Regions from separate parts of the Homo sapiens genome. Here all the other regions are linked to region 1. Evidence: read pairs that join two places in POLR2A ChIA-PET (ENCODE). Cell type or tissue: CD4-positive, alpha-beta T cell. All regions are shown on one strand. Region 1 holds the start of MIR6090 (microRNA 6090). Region 2 overlaps LOC124902789 (a long non-coding RNA gene). Region 3 overlaps LOC124902787 (a long non-coding RNA gene).

The links. ChIA-PET counts read pairs that join two places held together with the same protein. Peaks named below come from ENCODE experiments on the same cell type or tissue, not always from the same donor. Only the 100,000 strongest peaks of a DNase experiment are listed, where the experiment ranks them.
Region 2: POLR2A ChIA-PET joins it to region 1 with 13 read pairs; 6 of 35 experiments call an interaction of 5 or more read pairs at or near these places.
Region 3: POLR2A ChIA-PET joins it to region 1 with 11 read pairs; 8 of 35 experiments call an interaction of 5 or more read pairs at or near these places.

Annotation. Positions count from the first base shown.
Region 1 is chr11:128,520,840-128,528,839 of GRCh38, reverse strand. All of the region lies in intron 3 of ETS1 (ETS proto-oncogene 1, transcription factor), which reads left to right. It overlaps MIR6090 (microRNA 6090), which reads right to left and starts at 6,450; the gene lies at 6,391-6,450. ETS1-AS1 (ETS1 antisense RNA 1) reads right to left here and starts at 2,698. Exons shown (of 4, transcript NR_120581.1): 1 at 2,525-2,698; 2 at 1,422-2,307. RefSeq lists a silencer at 6,036-6,725 and cis regulatory regions at 6,120-6,780, 5,372-6,780. In CD4-positive, alpha-beta T cell, a CTCF peak has its summit at 7,892; DNase peaks (open chromatin) are centred at 3,219, 5,629, 6,399, 7,969 and 2 weaker places; H3K4me3 peaks cover 4,032 bases; H3K27ac peaks cover 6,337 bases.
Region 2 is chr11:128,418,392-128,426,391 of GRCh38, reverse strand. All of the region lies in intron 1 of LOC124902789 (a long non-coding RNA gene), which reads right to left. Among named protein-coding and RNA genes, the nearest start is that of MIR6090, 100 kb to the left of the region's middle. RefSeq lists enhancers at 1,264-1,558, 3,565-4,065. In CD4-positive, alpha-beta T cell, no CTCF peak of the experiment used is centred here; a DNase peak (open chromatin) is centred at 3,591; H3K4me3 peaks cover 734 bases; H3K27ac peaks cover 982 bases.
Region 3 is chr11:128,320,737-128,328,736 of GRCh38, reverse strand. The region is part of intron 1 of LOC124902787 (a long non-coding RNA gene); the gene reads left to right. Among named protein-coding and RNA genes, the nearest start is that of LINC02098, 120 kb to the right of the region's middle. RefSeq lists an enhancer at 3,379-4,513. In CD4-positive, alpha-beta T cell, CTCF peaks have their summits at 4,762, 4,963 and 5,163; DNase peaks (open chromatin) are centred at 3,906 and 5,156; H3K4me3 peaks cover 474 bases; H3K27ac peaks cover 4,934 bases.

The sequences.
Region 1 (8,000 bases):
GAGGAATGGGAGGAACAGAATAAAACTTTACGAAGACCTTTTTAGTTAGAAATGAGTCAGTTGGTTGGATCTTTAATCTTAAACTTTGGGCAAATTTGAGTCTCACTTCAGACCGAACTAGGCAAAACAAAACTGGTATCTGAGCTTCATTTTTCTGTAAAAATGTTACGGGGATGTTAGGAAGTTAACTGTTCATTAATTAAATAATGAACATAATTTATGGGGCTCTTACTACCTTGAGCTAAACACCATGGAGTGTAATAATGACTGAACCTCAGTTGCTGCCTTTAAAGAGTGTAGGAGACTGACACGCATATTCAAATATGTACTAGGAGTGTGCTCTTGAGCTGAGCAGAAAAGTGGCAACTTGCAGGGGTGGGGTGACAGCTTCTGTGAGGGAAATTCTTTGTGTACTGCAAATGTCCATGTGAGGAAAAGACTGAGAAACACACTCTATATTCTGCCTAGATTGTCAGCTTGACCTTCCCTTGTGTCTTCTGTGACCTCCTGAGATCCTTTCACCTCCATTCTATCCTGGATCCTTTGCATCTCTTCCAGCATGAGGACCTCCCATTGATCTGTTTTCTGTAGTTCCATGACTGTTGGCCATGCAAGACAATTAATTAAAGTATGGGATACTTTACTAGGTCTTAACTGCATTTTGAAATCTTGGGGACTGAAGTCCCAGAACGACAAGAACATAAAATCACTGTGACTCTACCTCCTCATCTCCTCCCCTTCTCTGTCCTCGACTTACACTTCCATTGTTCTCAGAGGACTTCCCTTCCACTACTTCCTCCTGTACCACCGTCCCTTTTCCTTTCAGGGCTATTTCTCCTTTTTGTGCTCCACTTATCTCTGCTTCTTGATCTCTGGGGTGGTAAATGTTAGTCTTTTGGGGCAATTGATTTGGCATTTTAAATGAAAGTAGTGGGGAGAGGGGAAAAGATTCCACAGTGAAATTGTCTTAATGTAAGATTCAAACCACAACTGCAGAGAACATCTGTTTTGAAGTTTGATGTTGTCTTTGTAACCCAAGAGAAAAGCAGAGTAAGATCAGAGGAAGGCCTTAGCCTTCCACCAGGATGAAACCACCTGCAGCCTTGGACAGTGGGTGAAATCCTGTAGCCCTGGGATGCAGAGCTTCTAGGAGACTGGCTGTCCTCTTCTCTCATATTATTAAAGGATGTTGGTTCTCTTGCCATCTGTGCTATTGCCATTATCCCTCTACCTCCTCAAGAGTCCAATTCAGGACAATTTAAATTGGAATCCCAATTACATGATCCCCAAAGGCTCACAGAGTAGCCTGCATTCTGCATTTGCAGCAATTCCAGGCAACATGCTCAGCCTGCTTCAGGGAAGCACACAACACTGAGTGTGGATGAGACCTCAGAACCCTCTAACCTTGGGCAGCTCCTTACCTCTTCCTGTCTGAGCCATGTTTGATTTGCTGCAAGAGGAATACGTGTCTAAACTGCTGGATTTTAAAATGTCGCTTGGTCTGTGGATTAGGCCAATCCACCCCACATTGTTGGGGCTGCAGATGCAGTTGAATGGTTCATAATTATAGTCTAAAGAAACTGCAGACAGCAATAGAGCCAACCCAGGCCCTTTCTCTCCTGACAGCCCATGCCAAGCTGTCTCCCACAGGGAACCATAGTGTGGTTATCCTGCAATGTATTTGCCCAAAGACAATACATCCAGTGTAGAGAAGTTGGATTTCTAGAAATTGAGTCTGCTCATCTATCTACTCCCATGTCCATTGTATCCTGTCTTGTGTCTCAAGGGTGTCTGGTACTTCTCCTGCCAAAGTGAAATGCAAAGTAAATGCAAGGAGATGCCAGGGAGAGAACTGCTATCAGGGCATCTGGTTCTAGTACTGACACTGACTTTTTTAGATTGTGTGGCCCTGGAAATAATAATTTCCTCACTCACACTCATTTTTCACCTCTGGTAAATAGGAGTGCTGGACTTGGAGAGCACTGATAAACTCCCATTGAGCTCTAACATGTGACAAATCCAAGACCTAAGGTTTTGTCTCCAAAGAGGCACTACAAATGTGATCTTCTTTCAGAATTTAAACTGTCACTTTTCTGTGACTCAAAACAAATATAAATCTAGTTCTCTTCTCCAATCAGGTAGTTCTCGAATTTCTCAAGTGAGGCTGATGCTGGGCAGGTTGCCAGTTTAAGAACTGAGGAAGGGTCTTGAAGAGATTTTTAAATGAAATGTGGTGATAGTTGTTCTATCTCTCGCTGGAGATCGTTCAGGAAAATTGAGCATCCAAGCTATTCTGCAAAGAGATGGCTGTAGACAGACATTTAATGTGATTTCCCACATATTCTACCGTATACTAGATCTTAATAACAATAATCAAATACTAATTCTCACCTAGACACTGTGCTAAATTCTTTGCATACATTATCTCATTTAATCATTCAAATAGCCTTAAAAGGTGTGTGCTGCTATTATCCCTAGTTGAAACATGGAGGAACTGAGGTTCGGGATTGTTTAAATGACTTACCTGTGGCAATTCAGCTGGCTAGTTGGTAGAGTAAGAATTTGAACCTGAGTCTTATTCCAAAGCCCACACTACTATCCTCTTTGTTTTCTTATATTGAGCTTTCCAGGGCAAACAGGCTCCCAAGTCCTCCCCTCTCCCCCAACCCCACCCCACCCTCCCTTCTTCCCTCCTGACTGCAGCTCCTCCTACCCTCATTGTTTATTGTGCCTTCTAAACAATAGCCAATGAGTCTGTGTTCCATTCTAGGGAGAGCTAGGGCTGATTTTATTCCCTGAAACAGAGATGAGGTTGTGACACAAAAAGGTTAAGTGGCTTTGGTGAGGTCACAGAGCCAGCCTGCAGTCAGCAACAGTACCATCTGAGTCCCCTGGCTTGGGTCCCTTAACTGACCCTAAGGCTTTTTGGCATCCAAGTTTAATTAAGAGAGTTATTTTAATTTTCCTTCCTATCTCTAATTTTCCATTTTATTGCTGCTTGATAATGTAGATATTGAAGTGCCAGGCATTTTTCTTCCCTAGTGTGACTTTTAATGACTAAACTTCTCACATAGAAACCACTTGCCTTAGAAGTAAGCTTTCAAAGCTTGTTTCTGTGTATGACAGAGACTGTTGCCTTTTCTCAGAGAAAAATGAGACCACAAATGCAGCTCAGACAGGTTGTTGTTAATTGAGGGCTTTTTTTTTTTTTTTTTTTTTTCTAAATCTTACATTTATACCAGTAAATCAACATCTGTGAGTCATAAACTGGTTCTGGATCAGCCGTTAGTGGTCTGAATGTTTTTGTACCTACCTTCAGTAAAGCATATTTTAGCTCAAAACTCAGAGATTCTTTGTTTTGTTGAAGTTCAAGACTCAGGAGTAGATAACATGCTAGGACACTTCTGGAGAGGGAAAGTCTGTCTTCCATGATTGTTCAACATTAAGTGTATATTTATATTTCTTTTTTATTGAAGTTGGGGTGGAGTTGAGGGAGGAGTATAAATAAAAAAGAAAGTATGCTTTTTACATACTCCATGTGCTTGAGGAATTCCTGTATGAAGGTGACTATTTTCTTAATATTATTGTCTAGCTCCACTCTTCTGTTCCCCAACTCCTGCGGACTTTTCTTGGCCCTTATTGACTTCACGTTCCTAGTGTAAGGCAATTCAGCACTTGGTAGGATATAATTAGCCGAAGTCTAAGGAATGCTTAAAAATACAATTCTGTTTTTTCCCAAATGCAGGAGGAACAGACTGCTGCAGTACAAGCACAAGCACAGAAGTATTTATTTGATTGATTTTTTTTTTTCCTGAGTGCCTTAAAAACCAGATATGGTATTGAAGTATCTTGCCCAAGTGGATGAAAGGCAACGCTTGGCTGCTGTTGTTTGGCTGGTGGGGACACTGAGGCATACATGTAACCGAGTGGACGTGAGTGCTGGGGATAGAGGTTCTGCTCTACTATGAAGGGAAAAGGGCACAGCCTCTGACACTTTTTAGTTCATCTTCACAAGCCAGAGCATATCAAACTCACTTAATCATTGAATTAGGAAGCCCATAGTGACCAAAAAGTTGATAGTTCATCATTCAACACATATTTATTGAGCTCTGTAATGTCTTAGGCACTAGGCTAGGCATCAATGTTTTAGCGTATGATAACATAGAAATATCATTTAAAGTCCATATGAACATTTAGAAAAATCTACTTGTGTCCTAAAGAGAATGAATAAAAATTTCATTTATCAACATTGATTAGATTAATGAAACATGACCCTGGCAGACCTGATCAGATTATTATATCTTAAATATGTAAAAAATATTTTAACATGACCTTATTAGTGCTCTTCATCCAAATCCAGGGTTCGATGCATAACTTCTGATGGCATAAATATTCATAATTAATATCATCTGGAGGTAACTTTCCTGGCAGCCTGTGGTGGCGCCTGGCTATCTCTCCAAACTGCTGCTTTACGCAACCCTATTCCTTGATTTGGACATTCACTCATTTTGTTTCTGTGCTTCAGGACTGGATTAGGAAACGGATGATTGACTATCTGAGTTGTCACTATGGAAGAATTAGAAAGAATAATTTTCCTCATTGCTAGAGTGGAAAGTGTTTACAGTTTAATCATGGTGGGCTTTTTTAGTATCTAATTTGGGTGGATGTTAGCAGCAGTGTTTAGGCTAGTCTGGGGAAGAAAGTTGAGGAGCAAACTGGGGAAGAGAGAAAGGAGTTGCTCTGAGGAATCTGCATTTGAAAATAGAGAAGTACTCACACTTGGATTAAAAAATGCCAACATTTTCTCAATACAACATCAACAAAACAAAATTCCCCAAAGCAACTCTAGATTTGTTCACTTCTTCTCCTGATGAATTCATAGTGAGTAAGGCAGAATTGATTCAAGAACCTTTTTTTTTTTGTGGTTCATTTGGACGTGTAAATGTACAATTCATTCATCAGCTGTTTCTCTAGGCTTTTCCCAGGACCAGAAGGGTCTGTTCTTGTCATCTGGAGGCCAGCATTGTTTTCTCATACCTTGTGGAAACACAGCTGGATTGCAACAGTCTTTGTTCTTTCAAAAATTAGGACTATCACATACAAATATTTTCCTCTGGTCACTAAGGAGGGATTTAATCTGGAGTTTAGACCAGGAGCCACAGATTTTTCTGTTCCTGGCTTCCTCCCCGATTTGCTGTGGGAAATCTGCAAATTACTAAGGCTTCAAGGGCACAAAACTGGGATTAGATGAAGGTAAGCCTGTGTGTCAAAACTTACCAGAGGCAGAGGTTACAGTTACAGTCAAATGCTGGGAGTTCAAATGTGCTTAGAAATCAGGAAACATTAAAAATAGCTTTCTCTGAGATTGCTCAGGAAGATTTATGTTTAATCTTTCTGTTAATCAAAGATGGAGCTCAGTGCCTGGTTCTAGCTATGTATTTAGATATATACATGTACTGGTTGATTTGTTAATTAGGACAAACTATCTCTATTACAACCAATGTATTAGTGGCAAACCATGAATTATTCGGGTTCATTTTGTTTTATCTCTAGTGTTGGGGGTTCCCAAATGGAACAGAAACTGTGCATTGTGATTCTGTCATGGCTGCCAATGATGTACTCCAGAAATTCAAAACCACAGAGCCTCTGCATCACTTTTTTGGTGGCGGTCGTGGGAGGGTTGTTAGTTTTATCTAAAAGAGGAGAGTCTGTGAAAGGAAAGACAAAGCTTTGGCCAATGGTGACATAATTAGAGGAACAGAATAATTAGAAATAAATCATAACTTCCCCTTCAACCCAACCACTGCTGGAGGTAAATTGGAAGCTTACGGAAGCTCATGGCTGGGTTCTAGTTTGGGGTCCCGTTCTGGACTCCCCTGCCAACGCAGGAGCATTACATGGGTGGGCTCTGAAAAACTGAAGCCTCCTTCAGAAACACACGCCCTGACTCAAGATCCGGCTGGAGTCCAATACTCCTAAAGCCCTTTGAGGACACGGGCTCACGAATCCCCTGCGCCTGCCTGCACGCTCGCCTTCATCCACATGCCTCACGTCCTGTGTGTCAGTCTTTGTGAATGAATGATGTACACGCACTTGGAAAACTATGCTGCTACTGGGAGGGGGCGAGAGCGGGTGACCAAGCCCTCAAGAATGCGTGGAGAATCAGACGGACTTTCCCGAAACGGTGGAGGCGGCCTGTGCACCCAGCCTGCACACCCGCTCCCGGCCCTTCCCGCCCCTGCCTGGGCTCCGAGGCCCGGGGCTCCACGCACTGCTCCTCCGCGGTCGCGGCCCGGCCCCGCGCTCGCCAGCCCTTCCTTTCGCTTTGGGCCGCGGGCGGAGATTGGCCGCGGTGCTCGGCCCCGCCCCCGGCTCCCCGCCCTGCCCCGACGCCCCGCCCCTCGCTCCCCCAAGCGGACATCGCCCGGCCCAGGGCGCGCGGACCCAGCGGCCGAGACGCGGCGCCGCGAGAAACGCCCTAAAGAGGAGGGGAGAGCGCGGGAGGGCGAGAGGGAGGGAGAGCGGCCGGGAGATCGAGAGCGAACGAGGCAGCCGCCGGCGGAGAGGAGGGAGCGGGCGAGGGCCGGGCAGGAGGAGCGGGCGCGGCGCGGGCGAGGCTGGGACCCGAGCGCGCTCACTTCGCCGCAAAGTGCCAACTTCCCCTGGAGTGCCGGGCGCGCACCGTCCGGGCGCGGGGGAAAGAAAGGCAGCGGGAATTTGAGATTTTTGGGAAGAAAGTCGGATTTCCCCCGTCCCCTTCCCCCTGTTACTAATCCTCATTAAAAAGAAAAACAACAGTAACTGCAAACTTGCTACCATCCCGTACGTCCCCCACTCCTGGCACCATGAAGGCGGCCGTCGATCTCAAGCCGACTCTCACCATCATCAAGACGGAAAAAGTCGATCTGGAGCTTTTCCCCTCCCCGGGTGAGTGGCGACGGCCGAGGCCCCCACCCAAGCTCTCGGCCAGAGGCCGGGGGTCCCCTGGACTTCTTCCCCCTTTCGCCGTTCCCTTCTGGGCGGTGCATTTCTTCAGGAGCGGGGGATGCTGTTGGCAGCTGGATCTGGAGGACGAGGAGGAGAAGGAGGAGGAGGAGGAGGAGGAGGACTGTTGGTGGCCCTAGACCCTTGGTTTGGGGGGTGGTATTTATTTTCACAGCTGTGTTTTTGTGAGTGGTGGGGAAAAGCTTATAGAATTTCCAGCGCCCCATTCCTGCTTTTTTTATTTTCCCAAATGAGCGAGAACCCTCTGGCCTTATTCCTTAATGTTAAGGGGAGATGGACGCTGCCTCAGAGGACATCATCGCCTGACTCCACGTCCCCCATAGAACTGAGGCTGGGTGGAGGGCCCCGGGCAGTCTAACGGGTTGGCCTTCAGGCAGATTTTCAAATAAGGTCTTGCCTCCCCAAGCGTCCCTGTCACATGCCTTGCCCCTCTTTTCTGGGTTGAGGGTAAGGAGATCGGAGGAGAATTGAAATTATCCTCTTAACTTTGAGAAACGTCCGACCCTATTCATGTAGGTTACTTACTTTACCCATGTTTCTAATCTGCCATAAATTTTTCTTCTGGTACCAAAGGTCCGTTGGAAGGAAAGCATCAAACACCCAAATGTGACTTTGTGTCTTTGGTACATGGTGTTGTCCAACTCTTTCATTTATATGCATTTGAAGAAGAGAAGGATAGGAAGTAATTTTTTTTTTTTTTGTCTTTGACACAAATATTGGTGCTAAGCAACTTAAGAGAGTCTGGCCTTACAGAATTTCTGAAACAAATGTAGTTTGAGAGGGAAAGATGCTTTCTTTTAGGATAAGGCACTGCCAGCTATCCTTAGAGATGAGTGATTTTGGAGGTGAAAGTATATAGAAAGATCTAGGGAGAAGGCAGTGCACCCTGGAAAATAATTAATTTCAAGAACAGGCTCCTCTGTTGTATCTGATTATCAATAAGTTTAGTTGCTGCCCCCTGTGGTTAACACTTCTTTGCCTCTGCCATAATTTAT
Region 2 (8,000 bases), 100 kb after region 1:
GGATAGCATTAGGAGAAATACCTAATGTAAATGACGAGTTCATGGGTGCAGCAAACCAATATGGCACATGTATACATATGTAAGAAACCTGCATGTTGTGCACATGTACCCTAGAACTTAAAGTATAATAAAAAAGAAAGAAAGGAAAAAAGAATACTACACAGAAAATGGGCTAGAGAGTCCCGGGGTGGGGAACACAGCAGCTTTAGATTCATGGTTCCCTGCTGAGGAGGTGACTTGTGCTGAGACAGAAGACTTGACAATAGGGGGTGGGGGTCTCCCTGAGAAGAGAAGAGCAGGCTGACACTCCTGCACAGAGCACACTGGAAGGCAGAGAGAGGGCCTGGCAGGGTGGGTGGTCAGAGCAGATCCACCAGTGGACCAGGGCATGAGTTGAGTTTTTGTTTTTGTTTGTTTGTTTGTTTGTTTTTGAGACGGAGTCTTGCTCTGTCGCCCAGGCTGGAGTGCAATGGCGTGATCTCAGTTCACTGCAACCTCTGCCTCCTGAGTTCAAGCGATTCTCCTGCCTCAGCCTCCTGAGTAGCTGAGACTACAGGCGTGCGCCACCACTCCTGGCTAATTTTTTGTATTTTTAGTAGAGACAGAGTTTCACCATGTTAGCTAGGATGGCCTTGATCTCCTGACCTTGTGATCTGCCCGCCCTGGCCTTTCAAAGTGCTGGGATTACAGGCATGAGCCACCCCGCCCAGCCATGAGTTGAGTTTTATGGGCCGCCAGCGGGTGTGGCTTGTGGACCATGGTTAGGATCTTATTCCTGGTGGTGGGAAACTGTTGGAGGGTTTCAATGGGGCAGCAACATGATCAGATTCATTTTTTGGCAAGAGTGAACACAGAAAGATCTGTTAGGAGGATTCCACCTACATGATCTCAATGGATGATCATAACCCTGCAAGGGCTGACGTGTCTTACATTGGGACACTGAGGCTTTAGGGATCCCGAGTGGCTTTTGTAAAGCCACACTGCTGTTGAGTCGTGGAACCCAGATTAGAACCCAGGTGGCTAGGGTTCCAGAACCTGCTTTCATAACCTTCAGCATAGCGTTTCTCCCATCAAAAGCTTGTGTAAGCCACTGCCAGCATTGCTGTTAATTGTGGCTCACCAAGGCTTGGAGAGAGCTGGATGAGAGGGGAGCAGAGTCCAGCGTGGGTGGGGCTGGACTGGCAGTGGCAGAGGAGAGGCAGCTGCTGTTCACATCAGGGTCTGGATGGCCTTGTCGCCGCAGGAGGCTGCGCTGCTCCACCCTCCCAAGCGTTTCCCAGCTCCGTCACAGGGTCTCCGTTCCCACCACAGTGTGTCCCAGCAGTTCCATTTGTATTTGTACCCAGAGAGCTCCACTGAGGCCTGTGGTCACAGAGTGACTCCCTTCCATGTTCTGCCACAGGTTGCAAGCCATAGGGTGAAGGTCACACAGTTTTGTTTGGCCATAACAGCTGCCTCCATGGCAACAGCGTGTGATATCACTGGAAAAGCCATTTGTGGGACTCCAAGCTGGAAGGAAAAGGCAGAGTTGGAGAGAGCTGTAGCGGGAGACAGAGAAAGGGCAGGGTCTCTCCGGATGCTCCAAGGTGCTGGACGCACAGGTCCCTTTCTGTAGTCCTTGTCATGTAAGATCTTTTCATTTAGGCTAAGCAAATCCAGATGTTCTTCAAATAATTCAGGCATATTTGGCCCAAGCATAAACTTGTCTTCATTTTTCATCCAATCTGACAAACGTTTGCAATCGCCTCACTCTGTGAGTTCCAGGACACCTTCGGGCTGGAAGGGGTTAATGAGAACAAGCCCTCCCTGGTGGCTTCCCTTCCCCCTGGTGCTGCCCCTCGGCCCCTCCCAGGCCAGCAGGATTTGCTGTCCAAAGGCCCTCAAAAGACATCCAAGCAGTCTTTTCTTAGAAACAGGAAACTGTCTTCGGCCAAGTACAAATGAAGTGAAGCACCCAGAAACCTGAGGACCGCTCCAAACTGAGGCCTGGAGGCAGACAGGGAGGGCCCAACTCCTGGCAGGGCCTCCAGGACTCAGGCTCTCATGAATGAGACTGAGCTCAGCTGCAGCCTCAGCCATTCTTCGTTGCACTCAACCCATTATGTAGTGACGGTAACAAATTCATTGAATGACCTTCGGCATATATATATATATGTGTGTGTGTCTATATATATATATGTATATATATGTATATATATATGTGTGTCTATATATATATAGACACACACAGTATTTACACAATATTAGTTATTTGTTACTTTTTATAACCTCATCACCATTTCATTGGACAGACACTAATCACTAGCAGGATTGGAAATGTCACTGACATGCTGCTTAGGAAGTGATTTGAATAGAGGAGAATGGAATAAAATGGAGATCGTGTTTCTTTCTAAACACAGGAGGAATAGTGATGGGGAGACACAGTACAAAGGTGGGTAATTGGTATATCTTTTGTGCTAAGCTGCTTCACAATTCTGTAAACTATCTTTTAGAGGGCTAAATAAATATCTTCCAATTTCCTTGAGGACTGGGACCACATCTGTTCACTGTGGACTCCCTAGCACCTAGCTTGGTGCCTGGAATTGGTAGCTACTCAATAAATAGGTTTTTGGATGGATAAATGAATAAACAAACAAATAAATCAATGAACTTAATTCTTGATTTCTCAAGATCATAAAAAGATAATATTGAATTGGGGAATGTTACTTGCCAGATATTCGGGAAAGGGAATAGAGGAGAGAAAGACAGTTGGTATGCTGGTGGAAAATCACTTTCTCCCACGATGTTAGGAGAAGGAATGTTAGACTTGAAAGCAGAAAAGCCTGTGTTAAATCCTGTGATTGAGTAGCTGTGTGACCTCAGACAAACTGTTCAACCTCTCTGAGCCTACATTTCTTCGTCTCTCAAGCAAGACTTTCCAATGCCTACAGACATTATCTTGGGATTAAGAGAAACCAGGATGGAAGAGAGTATGATAGAGCGTCTAGCACACAGTGCTCCTGTGCTTTTGATAAGCTGGCATTTCAGCAGGCTTGGCTCTGGGGCTCAACCTCTTAAATGCACGCTGTCATTTATTTTCCCACGGATGGAGCTCACCATCTGTTTTCCCAATCAGCCCGAGTCCTCCTCCCCTCTTAGTGTTCTTCTTATAGGCCAGGAAGTCCCTCCAGTCCCAGGTATGCTGCTTCTCGTGGGCAGGTGTCGGGTCCAGCCTTCCCTGCATGGGGGCTGTGGCTGTCAATACCATCAGCTTGAGTGAGCTTCTCATAACAGCTTGAGAATGCACCTTCCTGTGTTTGGAGCTGTGGAGCATTGACCACTGATGAGACTTTTTGTGTGCTTTTACCTAAATTTGGGCCTGGGGATAAGCATTAGTTACTGTGCTGGGCTCACCCATCTTTTATGAGCAACAATTCATGCAGAAGGGAGAGCAGACACCACTGCTGAGCCCTCCTGTGGCTCTGCGCCCTTCTCTCCCCGTCCCTGCCACCACCTACACAGGGCGCCTGGGTGACAGCTCCTCTGTGGCAGCCCCTCCCCCTCCCATGGCACTGGGCTTTCCGACAAGCCTGCCAGCTGAGGGAGTGGTTTCTGTGGTAGGGGCTGCCTCCACTCATTTTCCATTAGGGTCACCAGGCAACCACCAGACAGTGACAACGCCTGATGCAAACTCTGCTGCACCTAGCGACGAGCTCTGTATCCCATTACGAGGCCTGGGCTGGCTACAGGGCTGGCTGTGCCAAGCTGCGCGTCTTGCTTGACAGGGCGGATGGGAGACCTGAAGCCATACTGTCCTCAGGGCTTGTGTGCCTGCCAATCTGGGACCAAGGGAGTGAAGTTGTGTTGGGTGGGTCAGGTTGATGCAGCAAGGTTTAAAATCAGATGTGGATCCAAATGAGGCATTCTCCTTTGTCCCATACCACGTGGGACATTTCTCTATTAGGATATTACCCAGGAAATTAACTGCTAAGTTTCTTAAAAAAATCCAAATTCTCATTTTTACATGGTGAGTTACAGTGTTCAAAGCAGACTTATTCCCATGTTTGAGATTTATCCTCCATCTAGCTGTTTGAGGTAAGTATGGTAAGTGACATTGTCTCTTTTTTAGATATGGAAAACTGAGGCTCAAGAGCAACTGACTAGCCAATGTTATATCAGTGAGTAATTAACTGACAAAGACCAATCTTAGGCATCCTTCTATAGCAAACTGTGGTGTAATCTATCCTTCTTTCCCAAGGATCCCACTCTCCCTTGAAATACTAGTTAATTAATCCAGGTATTTACTTATTCATTAATTCCAAATGCCTACAGAGTGCCTACTGCATGCCAGCTACTATTAAAGAGGTGAATAAACCACCGTGCCCTCGTGGCACTTAAATTCTTCGGAGAGACAGACAAGTACATGTGAAACTTCAGGTGGAGATAAAGACACTGGGGAATGGTGAAGCAGGGCAGGAGGCTGGGGAGAGCCTTTGTGCATATGTGTTGGGCTGGAGGAGAGCCTCTGCTGAATACGGGGTGACTACAGCAAGGCTGTTACTAAGCTGCCATTCCATCAGAGCCTGGAAGAAGTGAGGGAGAGGGCCTCCTGCCTGCTCTTGGGCATGTGCGGTATGACATCATGGATTAGTATTCACACAATGGCTGTGTAAGGCAGGAGTCATTGCCCCAGCGCCAGATAAGAAACAGAGACAGTAGCTTTTTTGGAATCCCACAACTGTAAGCAGGGGAGAGAGGGTCCAGACCCAGGTCTTTCTTCAAAACTCTGCTTGTAACCACCACCAATTTCAGGCAGAGGTGCCTGGGGAGATAACTTGGAAAAGAGCTCTTACCAGCATCGCTCATAAAACACTTTGTATCTACCAATAGCACCTAGGTGACTTCAACAAGGGACATTCTAGCAAGGGTCTGTTTTTATTATCTGACTTCCTTTTAATTTTGTTTATGTTTCACATCAGGCAGAGGACCAGAGCTCAGGGATCTCAGTCAACATCAAGTGTGTTCTGGCGAGAAAGACTGAAATCCTGCTAATAACATTTCTTCAAATCTCTCTTTAGTCAGGAACTATGCTAAGTACTTTATATGTAGTAAGTAGCACTCTGTGTCTCATCTAAGATTCAACTCAACTTTTACATCACCAGTGAGATCTTGGCCAATTGTCCTAAGCAATAGGCAAGAGAAATTTTAAGTGGCCAGAGCTGACGTGTAGGAGATATGGGGCAAGAGCTGGGGGCGTTTTTGTGGTGGCTTGGCTGGGGTCACGTATGTGTCTAATCTCCCTAAGTGAAGTAAACTGAGATTGGCTCTACTTGAAACCTTTTTTCTCTGGAATTAAACTATAGGGTTATAAGAAGCAACTCACGGGCTAAGAATGAGGGGAACTCCCTGACATACTTAGAGTTTCATTTGTAAATTTCCACTGTTTTGATTGTTAAAATGGTATGCTTATTATCAAAAAGGCAAAAAAGAAAAAAGTAAAAGCATTTCTAATTCTACCACTCAAAGACCCTCACCACTCTGATTCATTAGTGTTCTGCCTTTGTTCTAGGCCATATTTTAAGTATGTAATTTGGTCAAAACAGTTCATTACGTATGATGGCCTTTCTTGAGAACGGAGCTCTCCCTCTGTTCCCACAAGGCTGTACGCACACATGGAAACAGCTCAGGTTCAGGCTCCGATGGCCCTCCTTGCTTCTAAGGTGTTTCACCTTTAGTCGCTGGGGAGTTTTTAGGGAAAGCCAGGCCACGACTGGGTTCTGCAGTCTCCGGAAGGATTTTAGTTGACCCCCAGTCCTGGCACAGCCCAAGGGCATCAGCCTCTGCTACTGAGCTACACATATCCCCTGACAGCAACTCCCCCTAGCCCTCCCTAGACTGCGAATTTGTGAGCAGACAGCAGGATTCATGGCTGTCTGGCTTCTCCCTGTCCTCCCCCAGATGAGTGGAAGCCAGATGTCAGAGCACCAGGCAGACCTGAGGAGGATGGATGACAAGCCGAGATGAAATGGACAGTATCTGGTCCCACCTTGGGCTTTGGCTTAATTGCAACCACATGAGCACAGTCAGAGCTACAGGGTATAGTTGGGATTAGAATAGAGATTCATTTTGGGATGAGAGCTTTTCTGCATGAGATACTGTACTGCCTCAGACATCATCCTTTTAACAACAATCACAGTAGTTAACGTTTATGGAGTGCCTATCATTTGCCTGGCATGATGATAACTGCTCTATGAGCATTAATGCATTAGTTTTTATAATGCACTGCTAAGGTAGGTATTATTGCTATCTCCGTTTTGGGAAAGAAGGCTCTGTGGCACAAAGGGATGAAAGAATGTACTGAGGTTTCCCCAGCAAGTACAGCTAGTGGGTGCTGGAGCTGTGATTTGAAACAAGGCAGTCTTCCTGTGGATCCTAAATCTCTCCCTTGGAGTTTAATTTTATTTATTCATTCATTCACTAAGTAACTACACTCATTCAAGCTACTGTCGTCTTTCACCTGGATAACAAGTAATAACAACTTCCTAAGTTGTGCCTTTCTTTTACACAGAGAGTTTCAACCTTGGTTGCACATTGGTATCACTGGAGAAAATTTAAATAACTAATCATCTCCCTCTCCTGCTTAAAACATTTCTTCAGATAAAGGATGAAAATCGCAACAAGGCCCACACTACATGGCTCTGCAACATCTGACCCTTTCCTTCTTACCAGCCTCATTTTGTACAACTCACCCCTCACTCTCAGCATGCTGCCGCTCTGGCTTTCTTAGCCTTCTGGACGACTGCATGCTATTTCTTGCCTCAGGGCCTTGACATGCTGACCACAGTTCTCTTCAGCTAACTGTTTGGTTGACTCCTATCCCTTCTTTACGCCTTAACTTGGTGCTGCTGATTACAACAATGGCCACCCCTTCCTGTGTCTACACTCTTACCCTCTTTAAAATGTGACTTTGCAGCTCCTTCCATGGCCGAGGGGTGAAGTCTCTTTTCCTACCCTGTGAATCTGGGCTGGCCTTGTGACTTGCCTTGGTCAATGAAATGCTGCAGAGTGGTGACTGTGCCAATTCTGAGTCTCAGAAGGCTTTGCAGGCCTGGGCTTACTCTCTTTGAACCCCACCATTACCCAGAAAGCCCAGGCTAGTCTGCTGGAGGATCCTGACTGAGGCTGTCCCAGACCAGCCAACTCCCAGCTGACCATAAACTCATAAGGAAGCACAGCTGAGATTAGAGCTGGGGTTGGATCAGCAGAACCTCTTAATTGATCCACAGACTTGTAAATGATAATTAAATCGTTGTTATTTTAAGCCACTTTGAGGTCTACTTACTATGAAGCAATAGATACCTGATACACTTAAATATCGCTTTCTATTTCTCTTCCAGCCTAGGCCTCATTTCTTCATTCATACCCGAAAAGGACATCTTGTACTTATTAATTGTGGCATTTAGGATAATTCTATAGAAGCTAAAAATTGGTAACTGATGCTTTTTTTCTTCCTGATTAAAGTTTAAGCTCCATAAGATTAATATCCATATCTGATTTGCTCACTGCAATATTTTTATCATCTAGCACTGTGTTTTGTACATAGTAAGTGCAAAATAAATATTTTTTATAAAATGAAAGCAAGAATGAATGAATGGATTCACTAAACACTTATAAAATACCTTCTATATATTGGGTACTGTCTAAGATTCTAAAGATATAAGAATAAATAGGGCATAGTCCTTGCTCTTAAGTTGTTCTCAGTTTAAAAGCTGAGACATGAATATATAAACAAAAATTATAAACCAAGTTGATAAGTGTAATTGAGGTTGTATTTAGTGTTTATGGAAGCAGGATAGACTAGGGTTTGAACACATCTGGAGAAAAGGTTTTTCTGGAAAATCCGTTACGGAGGAAATATTTGAGATGATAGTCCCACATCTGATGGGTGTATTGCAATGGGTATTCAAATACCAAAAGTGGTACTTCCACTGGTAACATGATTTTTCACAATGATAAATGAA
Region 3 (8,000 bases), 200 kb after region 1:
GAGTTAAACATTTATATGCATCATGTCATTTAAATCTACATTTAACTCTACTCTGCTATGTCTATATTCTTTCCACAACTGTCCTGTTAAACTCAGAAACCAAAACTGGCACAGAGTTAAATCAGGGTGCCTGTATCAAGCTGCTCTGTCCCAAGTATCCAAACTGATTCATAGTAAGATTAATAGGAGAATGTAATTTTATTTCACCCTTGGTCATCTTGTTTTTATTTTCTTAAAGCAGATAGAGTGTGCCCTTTGTAGACACCCACTGAGATATGTAGACTTGCCTTTTAGGTAGTGTAGGATGAGTAATTGACTGTGAAGTTCGTATCATGTTCTCCTGGGCTTCTTTTTTTGTTTGTTTTTGAGATGGAGTCTCTCTTTGCTGCCCAGGCTGGAGTGCAGTGGCACGATCTCGGCTCACTGCAACCTCCACTTCCCGGGTTCAAGCAATTCTCCTGCCTCAGCCTCCCGAGTAGCTGGGATGACAGGCATGTGCCACCACGCCCGGCTGATTACCCCAGGTCTTCTTATGTTGAGTGGTTTAGTACCAGACCAGAAATCACTTGCAAAATGAAGAATTGGGAGAGATACAATTTCCTTAGAAGATGGGAAGGTTTTAATCAAACGAAGTCGTGAAACATTAGCTTTACCAAGAATTCAGTTCTCCTCATTAAACAAATGGAGCAATTGGGAACTGGGTGAGCTCAAATTCTCACAGCCTGCTGAGGGTAGAACTCGATTTAGAGTCCAACCCTCCTCACCCACAGCCTCATCATATTCTCCTTTATGTATATCATATTCCCTATATCTCCTGTTAGCTGATCCTCCCCCTTTTCAAAATATTTTCCCCTTAAACAATGGAAAGGGTCTGTAATAGTGCCTTCCCATGGAAAGTGTGCATAAGCATCTTGAATGAACAACTACACACCTAGAGTCATTTTACTCAAATTGTCTCTCAAATCTCTGGCTAGCTCTTCCTATTAAAAAATTTGGATTTGAATCGAGTTAGTTCCGACAGTGTAGACAGTAATTCCCTTGAAGTTACACAATGAAGAACAACTACTCCTTCTACAAAATGTGCCTTTTTTTTTTCTGTCTTCTCAGGGTTGTCCCTCATTTGGGGAATATTAAATATTACAGTTGCTATCAGTGCAAGTAATCACACCCCCATTGACAAGTCTCTGGCAGTGAATGCTTCTTACCAATGGAGAATTAGACAAAGTGACAGGTTTAATTCGCAGCAGGACAAAAAGGTGTTGAAAGTGTGAAGCGATTGTGCTCTGGGAGACACATCAATTACTTCCCTGACAGCCTGAAGGCAGTGGAGAAAGGGCTTTGTCTATGCCTAGAATATTACCTCCTTTCATCGTTCATCCCAGCTTCGATGTTCTTCATGATGTGAAGGTGGAGGAAATCAAGGTGCTTTCTTCATATCTGAGTATGGAAATTCCATTTCTGTGAAGTTTGAAAATGATTGGGTAGAAGTGAACTCCTAATGTGAAAAGGAAAGAATAACCCTTGCATTAGCATGCCCTTGGTAACTTGAGTCTCTTCAGTGAACCTCACCAACGTTCATCAGGACAGAGGGAATTATCAGCCTATTGAGTGGAAAGGTTAAATGAGTTTTATCATCTTCTCAGTAAGATGACAATTCTGGTGTCAGGTTTCATTTTGGTGATGAGTATCACTGTGGGGAGGGACAGCAGCATGCCCACGGCCTCTGGGGCCGCCTGCCTGAGGGGCAGCCGGGCAGAAGGACGTTGAGAGGGAAGGTGATGAGTTGGGGAGGGAGGCAGAAGGCACATTGTGCTCTCTGCTCCAGAGGGATGGTCTCTGCTCGCATGAGAGTGTCTGTGAGTTGCGTTGAGTTTCAGAACAACCTCTGCCAAATACATTTATGTCAATACAAATTTATATCATCCAACACAACACTACCATGAGTCAAGCCAATATGGAGTTCAGAACTCTTTTGTAAAAAAAATTAAATTTGTTTTCTAATTGCTTTTGTAAGGGAAGGGATGATTAAGGCTTCATATAACCAGACTCCATAGCTGATATGCAATAAATTTATGTTGAGTGAAAGAATACTAATTGAACATAATATTGTAGAATTTGATTTCTTCCTTAAGACCTTGCTACTCCAACTGTGCTCTGTAGATCACTAGCATCCCATTATCTGCAAAATTGATACAAAAAAATGTGAAATCCCAGGGTCCACTCCAGACAGATTGAATCAGAATCTGCATTTTATTAACAACAAATTCCACAGATAATTACACATCCATTAAAGCTTCAGAAGCACTGCTGTAAAATGCAATGCCCATAGTTGGATGGTTTCCACCAGGTGAATAGTAATATCTTTCGTGTTTGTTAAGCTTAATTATATTTTTTTTAAAAAGCTCAGATCTGGATAACTGGAAGAAGTATATAGCACAAAGCCTATTCATATTTTTTCTAGAAAAAATGTAGGTTTTAGAATAATTTCGTGATAAATCTCTCATTTCTACTTTTATTTGTTGTTGTTTTTGTTTTGTTTTGTTTTTTTGAGACGGAGTTTTGCTCTTGTTGCCCAGGCTGGAGTGCAATGGCACACTCTCGGCTCACTGCAACCTCCACCTCTTTGGTTCAAGCGTTTCTCCTGCCTCAGCCTCCTGAGAGTAGCTGGGATTACAGGCATGCGCCACCACGCCTGGCTAATTTTGTATTTTTAGTAGAGACAGGGTTTCTTCATGTTGGTCAGGCTGGTCTCAAACTCCCAACCTCAGGTGATCCACCCACCTCAGCCTCCCAAAGTGCTGGCATTACAGGCATGAGCCACCGCGCCTGGCCTTATTTCTACTTTTAAATACTACTATTTATCTATCAGCGTGCCTGAGTCCCTTAAAAGGTTTTGAGCTCTTGGAAAGTAAAGATCATATATCAATAATTCCTGTATATCCCTACAATTTTACATGGAATAACTACTTTTAAAATGCGTATTGAATAGACAATCAAACTTCTAGGTAAAAACAGATATTCTGTCTCATAAACACTGAACACTCTCTTCAAAACACAAATCATAATTCATAATTATATATTTCAGTGTCTGTTTCCTTAATGTCTTCTTCTACTAGATAATAAATTATATGAGAACAAGTCAAGGTTTGTCTCATTCACTCTTGTATTGCATTTGCCAAATTGAAGAATGTGTAACGGTAAGTTCAGGTGTTTCTAATGCTTAACTTAGCCAAATCAACAGGTGCTTTCTCCTTTGAGAAAAATCTTATTTACTTTATACAAGAATAATTATAACAATTGTCAGTTTCTGCCTGCTTCACTGCTTAGCAGATTGAAAATATCTATTACCTCCAAAAGGGGCCTAATTTGGACTTCCCTTGCTCCATCTACCTTCTCCCTCAGAAGGAAATTGTTTTCAATTCTCCATAGTAGAAACTCTCAGTTTCAAGCTCCAAGAACTATCAGTTGTTTTTTTTTCTCACTCTCAGAAGTGCCTTCCTCAAAGAAAGTCATACAGTGCCCACCCATCTGCAGCAGAGCCTCAGTCCCCCAACTTTTCTGCCACCCAACAAATAAGTGTAGCGCCCATCTGTCTGCAGCAGAGCCTCAGTCCCGCAACCTTTCTACCCCAAAACAAATAATGCATCTCCCCTTTTGTTTTTTGTTGGCACACAGCACGTCCTCCTGCCCGGGGCTTTGGTTCACACTGCTCTGGTGTGTGTGCATGAGTATATGTTGCTCTGTGTTTTGTGGTGTTTCTTTAGCAGCCTCTACCATTCTGTGGGTGTTTTCTCGATCCGAAGTGGAACCACTGAGTCTATGACACCCGCTGCTGTTTGTGCAATTCTCTGCAAAAATGGCTTCAAGTGTTACCTTGCCTGCTCCACTTCGGGGCAACCACAATGATGAACAGGCACGAACTTCTTGACGCATGCACTTCACCTCCCTGACAGGGCCCGATAAGATCAAATAGCAGGGCTGCAAGTGGTCTGACAGGCTCGTTGTGCCATGTTCAGAGAGCAGAGGTGGGTGAGCTGAAGGCCCCTGCCACACTCCTGCCACGGGGGCTTGCTTGGGCTGCAGTTAGCCCCGGGAGGGGCTGACCTCAGAGGTGGGAGGCACAGTTGAGTTTCCAGAAGAGTCGATGGGTGCATTTCAGGGGTAGAAATCAGCCTAGAAAACTTTCCTTTCTAGGGCCTAGGTTTCTTCCTTTATCTTGTCACTGTGGTTGTTTATTTCCCTCCTTGGTTATTTCTTCCCCACAAATCACTATAATAAGAACAATTTCACACGGAGTGAGCATTCACATGGAGTCAGGTTCTTTGCCAAGTCCTGTACATGTTTCCTCTAAGCCACCTCTCTGCTCTGAAAACAGTTCCCTCTCTCTGCTTCTGAGCTCATGAGGGGAGTCACTCAGGTGTCAGCATCCAAACCACAGGGAGAACTCGTTGACCGACCCCACGGCCTGGTTCGGGGGGCGGTGCATGTGGTGATATCTCTGATAGGCATTTCATGTTTTCATCTTTCATGTAATAAGGATTCCTTGTGACTCAAAGGAGAAAAGAAACCCTCGACTGGGACGGATTAGCTAGTAATCGTGTTGTGAGCAGGGATTATTAGGATCTAATCTTTATTGCAAAAGTCATATTCAGTGAACTCTGAATGGCCTGATGGTTCAACACTCACTATCAGGAGCCTGAGAACACGCAGCATGAGGATCCTGTGGAAATCATTTGTATATGGGGGCTGCTATAAGATCTAGTGTTGGTCTAGTGGCAAGGAAAAGAAAACTGACTGGATCCAGGATATGCAACAAGTCAGTGGCACAACTAGCAACGAAAGAAAGGTGCCGGGGCAAGGGAATTATTTTTTCCATAACTCTATAAAAGACACCTATTCACAAGAAGACACTACTCATTTCATTTCTTTCCAGAAAGGTGCTGAAAGGCAAAAATTACCAAGGGGCAAGCCGAGAAAGCTCTAATAGAGAAATGTCATTATGCTCCAGGTTCCTTAACTTTTAATGAAATGTTGCTGGTTCTGTTTCACAGGTAGAGAATTGAAGCCTCTCAGAGGTTAAGGAGCTTGCTCAAGGTCACTCAGCAAATAAGTTGTGGAGTTGCAAGGGGAAATGCTGCCAGTTCTGACAGTCTCATCCACACTGCCTCCTCCTGTCTGAAATGCAAAACAGGCAGATGAGGCTCCAGCTCAGATTCATGAAAGCTCATAACCGGCCTTAGTGTCTCTGGCTGTCCATATTCCCAGCCTGTGAACTGAGCCCTCTTTCCTGGAGCCTGTTTGGGCTGGGAAGCTGTAGTCATTGCTTGGCCTTTCTCCTTAACCACAGATGGTTGGCCCAATATAAACTGCTTATTGTTTTTGTTTTTGTTTGCTTTCATCTCCAGAGTCAGGGAAATGAGTGCTCCTGACATTACCTTGTCAGTAACTATGAAAGCACCCTCTGCCCATCTTCAAGTTCCAAGGAAATCCGACAACCATTATAGCAGCCTTAGTGGCAGCAAGAATAAAATCAAGAGTCCACAAACCAGGCAGAAGGATCATCCAGTTCCCAAAGTCAGTCAAAGCAGCAGGAGGAATGACAAAGTTCTGGCAGGCCTGTGGGACTGCTTACAAGATTTTGATACCCCAGAGCCCAGGAAGGTGAATTTAGGGATGCTTAAGGAAGCTGCTGTGCCTAGACAACCCTGGCTCATGCGGGAAGGGCAATTCTGGCAGAAGGGAGCCCTCTCATCTCAATCTGTCTGTGTTGCCCCCTTTTTTCCCACCCTGCTTTGGGCTCTCTGTGTCAGCTCTCAGTTGACCTGCTTCCCTTCTTCTAGTCTGGCTGGAGCTGCTAACTCAGTGCTGCTCAGAGTGGCTTTGGGGCACTGGTTATCCCTGTTGGAACAACAGCTTTCAGACTTTATTAAGTACCTAAGCTTCCAACCCTGAGCAGCAAGCATACCATCTCCAAACTTCAGCATCCCGGCTTCCAAAGCTCCAAAGACTAGACCAGCCCACTCAAGGTCATGCCATCCTCCAGGGAACTGTTTGCTTGGCCAGAAATCACGAGTGAGGAGAAAAATGAGAAGAGAGCGTGGGGGCATCAGCAAGCCCCCACATTCTTGTCTTCTTCTAAACACCAAACTTGTTGCTGTCACAGTTTCCTTTTCTTCAATAAAGAATAAGACAGGAGCCACTTACATACACATCAGAAAACAGAGTCACCTCACGGTCTCTCAGAGGCCACCAGTGCCTCTCTCCTCCCAACACTCCTCTCTTTTAGAGGTGTTGGAAAAGTTGACTCAGTCATATAATCTTCTTACATTTAGAAGTTTAGTTTGAATCATCTTAGTGTTCCATCTTTATTAAGAAATGTTGAGCTGCTGGCTGGGCGCGGTGGCTCATGCCTGTAATCCCAGCACTTTGGGAAGCCAAGGCGGGTAGATCACTTGAAATAGGAGTTTGAGACCAGCCTGGCCAACATTGTGAAACCCTGTCTCTGCTAAAAATACAAAAATTAGCCGGACAAGACAGTGCACGCCTGTAGTCCCAGCTACTTGGGAGGCTGAGGCAGGAGAATGACTTGAGCCTAGGAGGCAGAGGTTGCAGTGAGCCGAGGTCATGCCACTGCACTCCAGTCTGGGTGATGAGAGTGAAACCCTGTCTCAAAGAAAAAAAGAAAAAAAAAAAAGAGATAAGAAAAGAAATGTTGAGCGTTGAGCTGCTAATTGTGCAAGTTTGCTCCTAAGGATAGTGGCCACTTCAGGTCAGGATGGTCTTATTTTTTTCAATCACACTCTTTCAAAGATGGGGAAACCCTTAGAGTCTTTCTCTTCCACCTCTCCCATTTTACAAGTGGGAAACTGAGTCACTGAGAAGTAAAGTGCTGTGGCTTTCATGGAGGAAACAGGACTCACTTCTAGCCTCCAAGTCCCCAGCCTGACATGCCCATGACCACTGTTTTTTCCTTTTTATTGAGTGTAGCATCGACACAATAAGGTTTTAAAGCTCAATGCTCTTGTCACATTTTCTTGCTTGTTGTTCTTGTATTCCATTACAAATCTGACCCTGACCCTTTTTGAAAGGGGTCATTCAAAGAGGGTGAGGAAGGAGAGGGAAATGAGCTTGGGCATGACCTAATCAACTCATGGTTACTAAGTTTCTCAGGAATGGAGCCTTTTTTCTAAGGTAGAGAAGTGGAAGTGAAAAGAAAGTGGGAGCCACAGAGAGAGGATCTGGGGAAGGGGTGGGGGCCTGACGACACCATTAGTTCTGGGGTTACATACACTCCCAGTGGTCCTCGCTGAGCCCCGAAGCCTAACCAGAGCACAGTCATGAAGCAACATCCACCTACAAAATTGGTGGCCTGGAAATTCACACACAGATTTCATTCCATTATTGATGAAAGAGGTAGGAAGAAAGAACATAATTATTAGAAATAACTTGAAGAAAAGGTGGTTCTTAAATTTTAAAACTTATTAAAAATAAAGTGCCTTGCCCACCTCCCAACTCCAGAGATTCTGATACAGTTTAGTGTGGAGGCCAGAAATATATTTTTCTTGTTGTTGTTTATGGTGAACGTCTAGTCCTCCATTAGTGGCTTAAAAAAAATCAACTATTTTGGGAAATCATTTTAGAGCTACAAAGAAAGTCACACAGACAGTATTGTGAATTTAGTATACCCTTCACCTCCATTCCATTTCCCCTAATTTTAATTTAAAAAATTGTGGTAAAATATACATAATATAACATTTACTATTTTAATTATTTTAAGTGTACAGTTCAATGGCATTAAGAATATTCATTCACATTGCTGGGCAACCATCACCATCATCCATCTTTTATCTTCCCAAATGGAAACTATGTAGCCATTGAATGATAACACTCCGTTCTGTCTTGGCAGCCATCATTCTACTTTCTGTCTCTATGGATTTGACTCTGTTAGGTACCTCATATAGATGAAATCATGCAATATTTGCCCTTTTGTATCTGGCTTG